Regions from separate parts of the Homo sapiens genome. Here region 2 is linked to region 1. Evidence: read pairs that join two places in POLR2A ChIA-PET (ENCODE). Cell type or tissue: PC-9. All regions are shown on one strand.

Evidence for each region. Peaks named below come from ENCODE experiments on the same cell type or tissue, not always from the same donor. Only the 100,000 strongest peaks of a DNase experiment are listed, where the experiment ranks them.
Region 2: POLR2A ChIA-PET joins it to region 1 with 11 read pairs; 1 of 35 experiments calls an interaction of 5 or more read pairs at or near these places.

The regions. Positions count from the first base shown.
Region 1 is chr7:112,768,936-112,771,435 of GRCh38, reverse strand. The region is part of intron 4 of TMEM168 (transmembrane protein 168); the gene reads left to right. Among named protein-coding and RNA genes, the nearest start is that of TMEM168, 20 kb to the left of the region's middle. In PC-9, no CTCF peak of the experiment used is centred here; a DNase peak (open chromatin) is centred at 1,155.
Region 2 is chr7:111,137,655-111,140,154 of GRCh38, reverse strand. All of the region lies in intron 3 of IMMP2L (inner mitochondrial membrane peptidase subunit 2), which reads left to right. Among named protein-coding and RNA genes, the nearest start is that of LRRN3, 48 kb to the right of the region's middle. In PC-9, no CTCF peak of the experiment used is centred here; no DNase peak of the experiment used is centred here; H3K27ac peaks cover 954 bases.

The sequences.
Region 1 (2,500 bases):
TTCTGTTATCTTCATTTTTCAAACGATGAAATGGAAATTGAAAGTTGTTATGTAACTTATCTGTGGTCATACCACTATGTGATAGAACCATGATTTAAGACCAGATCTGCCTGATTCCTAAAGTGTATTTTTCCCCCCACTCTACCATGTTGCCTCCAAGGGTGAAAGCCATGATGATAAAGGAATGGCATGTTCTGGTTAAGTGGATATTTTTGTTAACATGGGTCACCCATTTCAAAACATTAGAATGTACAAGACTAAAAGATGCACTGAACATTAAAACTAATTGAATATAGTTTATAAAATCATTTACTTGACCTATAACTTTTTAATTACAACGTAGAAAGCATCTTTTTAACCTTTATGGCTACTTCAGTTTCAGGTAAAGTATAACGTTCTGTGTATTCCAACTCAGAGCACAAGAGAAAGCTTTTAGTCAATTAAAATAGCCTTTACAGAAATAGAATTTTAGATCTAAAAGCAGAGATTGCTGAAACTTACTATAATCCTTATGATAATAAACTCTACCCAGATCAAATGGAAAAAACAGGGCTAATTTTTGGTGGCCATGCATATATCCCTAGTTATTTTAAAGTGTTAGAGTAATTTTAGAAGTAAGCTTTTTATGTGTGTTTATATGAAGGATTTATTACTTAATAGAAACACTTTTCAAAAAGTTTGCATTTTTCTTAAGTAATTTAAAATTCATTAAGTATTTCTTAAAGATAGCTATGGAAATCAATTCTAGATGTTCATTTACTAATACTTATATCAGCTTTTTATTTTTCTAAGAAAAGTAAAAACACTAAGATAAACACACACACACATATATATATCTCTCGCAGTTTTTCTAAATTTTCATTCACTGTTAGGAATAATTTTTGAAGACTTTAAGAACACTAAAATAGAGTTGTATTTTAGGTAAATGTTTAGCAGTTACATTCTAGAATGATGTCTTTATAATTTTTTTGAAGTATGCTACCAGTAAATTGACCGTTACAGAATTCCTCTGTTAGCTAAGATTTGTTCTTGTGTAACTTTGAGGCTTATTATAAGAAGTTTAAAAAAAAGAGAGAGAAAGCATACTGATCTCCCTTCCCTGAGAAAGGTAGATTTTATCTTATAATTCAGCAACTGCATACTGTCATGCATGGCCTGAGGCATCTCGCATACTTGTGGGTAGTCAGGTTGAACCAGGCCCAGAAAAGCCCGCTTTTCAGTTAGTTCATGCCCTGGCCTGCTTTAGACGTAGTCCTCAAGGGCTGATTCTGCCTCACAAATAGTATTGAATATCTCTGCTCTGAGGAAAATACTTTCATCTATTCCAAATTAAGTGACAAAGAGCTTTAAGCTCTGCTAATTTATTAATAGTTGGGGATTTTTTGTTTTGTTTTTTGTTGTTTTTTCAGCAAACTTTGAAATAGGAAACATCACAACTGGATTTTACTTGGGTTAGCAAGTTGATAGCAGGCCCAGTATTAATATCGCTGTGGGAAAGAGAATCTATATTTGCCCTTTATCCCATACCTTCACTCACAGTAGTTAGAATATGTAGTCTTCTTATATTTATGGAGTTTCATGATATGGAACCTAATATTTTTGCCTCTGCTTGAGGATAGAAAACAATTATGGTAATTACAGGAGAGACAGAAATAAATGGAAAAAATGTAGATAATTTATAAAGCAGTTTATTACAAATAAAACCTTTAAAAAGCAGTCTCAATTACTTAAAATGCATCAGATGGATATTAGCTTAGATAAATGTAAGTACTTTGAATCTGGGCCAAAAGCCAAATGTAGCATAGAACCTATTCATAGGAGAAAGCAGAGCAAAACAAGAGAAATTGTTTAGAAAGCTTTAATGCTGCTTTAGGTCTCGTTGATATCTAAAGAGCATTTATATAAGAGAATTAGGGTAGAATATGCTCAAGAATGTTTATTGAAATAGTTGTGGATGGCATGTTGGGCAATGATGTTTTGTGGCAGATGGAATTTACATAATAGTTCTTGTAATCTGTGTCATCTTCTGATCTCTAGAGAAATTTAATAGAGCTGACAATAATGGAGAGTTAACATTTGGCCATTTTTGAAAAAGTATCTTTTGGAGGTATCAGTGGAATAACACATTAGTAATATGTGGAGACAATGTACTGAAATAGTGTCTCTGAGATAATATGTGTGAGTGTTAGAGCGATTAATAAAAAAAGTTTATTTTCAGGTTCTTAAGCTTACTGATTAATAAAACATTAATAAATGACACATAAAGAATATGATAGAATCCCAATTCTAAAGGATTCTCTCTCTGGTGGTGTCCATTTTTAATGGTGAAACCAAGAGGACAGTTGATTTGGGGAAAATGTTGGGTCTTGTGCTGGTAAATTGTAAAAGTAACTTATGCTCAATGTAAAACTGTCAGAAAAATATTTTAAAAACCACATGGAAGTGAAACACCCAGCAATAGCTGCTGTTATAATTTTTGTAGATGTACTGTCATGCTTTT
Region 2 (2,500 bases), 1.6 Mb after region 1:
TCTGTCTTTTCTCTGTCTCTTTTTTCTTCCCTTGCCTTTTAGTTCTTATGTCTCACTGTTTTTAGTTGGTTTCCTTAATTTGAGTCTCTCTTCTTTCTTTTCTGATCTTTATTTTCAGTCCTGTTCATTGAACTCCAAGAAAATAACATATGTAGGAAATGTAATTCTAACTGTGGTTTAGTAGATGAGACCATGGAAGGCTAGGAGGTAACTGTAGAATTAAAAATTAGAGTTTCAGTTTTTGAAGAGTGTTGCCAACAGCACAGGCAATCTTGTCAGAGAAAGAATTATCCTAGTTTTTCCTTTTGCTGGGAAATTGTGAGTTGAACCAGATTTCCAGCAAGCAAAATACATTTTAATAGGTATTCTCTTTTCCTAGCTCAAAATAGTTTTTTTTATTTAGAGGAAAATGTATTTTGTTTCTACTTGAGGAATTTGAGGTTTATTGCTATTTTTATAAAGTGAATAGACACTATTTTATGTGTCTTCTGTTACAAAAAGAACAACTTTCTAGATGGGAGAGATGATTAACTTGCATATCAGGGTTAGGCTAATTACTACTATCTGTAATTTTCCCAAAATATATCTGGAAGCTGCTTAATTGCTATAGCATTTTTAAAAAATCTCTTTCCTTTCTCATAGTTTTTCCCACCATAGATAATTCTCAATTATTTCAGGGAAGTTGCCTATCTTTGTATCCCCTGAAGCTTCTAACATTTTAGTTTCTTAGTAAATACTTGTTGAACAAAAAGAAATACCAATCTAGTCCAGTCTCTGGCAGTAAATACTTGTTGAACAAAAAGAAATACCAACCTAGTCCAGTCTCTGGCCCTTGTTACCTGTTTTTTGTAGTTTGTTACCTGTTCATAGAATCATTTAGGATTTTTGCTTCTGGGTAATAGTGCCACTGTAATTCCCAGAGCTTTAAAATGGTGTCTTAATTTAGATCTTTTGTTAGCTCCGTTCCAAAATTTCTTCCTCATTGTACAATGTAAATAGGGCAAAGATAAAAAAATCCAGGCTTATTCCTTTTTTTTGGTGAAATACTAGATATCAAATGGATATCACATTCATTTATTTGTTCATTATTCTCACAATAGCCAAATCGAATCTTAAATAAAGGGATCAATAGAGATGATTTAAAAGATCATGTCAACTGAAAAACATTTAGCAGTATGGCATTTTCTCCTATAGTTGTGGTCTTTGAATACATCATAATTTTCAATATTTTCCCTTCCTAGAAAATAAATACAGGCAATCTCTGTTGCCTTAAAGGGTTTTACAAGTAAGTTTTATTACTTGAGGGTGCAGAAATGCCAAGCTATTCCAGGCAAGTGACCAAATAATGTCTGGGACTCTTTTTCTGGCAAAACAACTAACTATCTTTTCAGGTTCATGAGAACCAAATAGGACTTCAGCTGATTTTTTTTCTTTTAAAATAGAATTATCTATTGGCAGGACCTTATCTCTAATCTTTTTCTAGCTTTCTGTTTTCTTGTAGGACTATTTTGATTTATTGTGAGCCATTTTGCAGGGTTTTATTTACAAGTTTTACCTAACTTGGAACAAGAAATAACATTTGTTTGTTTGCAGATGCCTAGTACAATGTAAAATAGCATAAGCGGTTATATAAGAAACAATGAATTATATTGCCTATGTAATACAAAGTAGCTACCACAACTAAAGAGAAAGACAAGCTACTTCCTTCTTACTTTGATCTTATGGCCCCTGGAGTTAATTTGGGGCAGGAAATGCCAGTGCTGGAGGGCTGCCACGTCATTGGACAAAGTGAGAGCTTTTGGTTATTTTCTTTATGAGCTGTCACCCTAGTTTTGCTAGTGCTGAAGTGACAATAGCAGAAGAAAAGCTTTAGCTAAAGGGACCTTGTTTTTTTCCAGTGGAACAAAAACATCAAGATTACTCTAGGCAATATGACATTATTCACATTCACTAAATCTTTTGAAAAGAATGAATGGAGTACCTTTTTGTATTTTAAAGTAGGTTTATACAAAGGTGTAGCACAAGGCTGGTCACGGTGGCTCAGGCCTGTAATCCCAGCCTTTTGGGAGGCCTAGGGGAGCAGATAGCTTTGAGCTCAGGAGCTCGAGACCAGCCTGCGCAACATGGGGAAACCCCATTTGTACAAAAAAAACCCCACAAAAATTAGCTGGGTGTGGTGGCTCATGCCAGTAATCCCAGCTCCTCAGGAAGCTGAGGCTGGAGGATCACTTGAGCCTGGGAAGCAGAGGTTGCAGGGAGCTGAGATCATGTCACTGTACTCCAGGCTGGGAAACAGAGTGAGACCCTGTCTAAAAACAAAAAACCAAAACCAAAAGTTGTAGCATATACATCTGTACTTTAACTGAATGAGATTTTTAAAGTATAATTTCTTAAATCATTCATATTAAAGTTCTCATAAAAATCCAAGACTAGTTTCTGTTCTCCTTTGTTAGAGCTGTTGAAATACCACTTAGTTTTTAGAAATGGACTGCTTCTGACT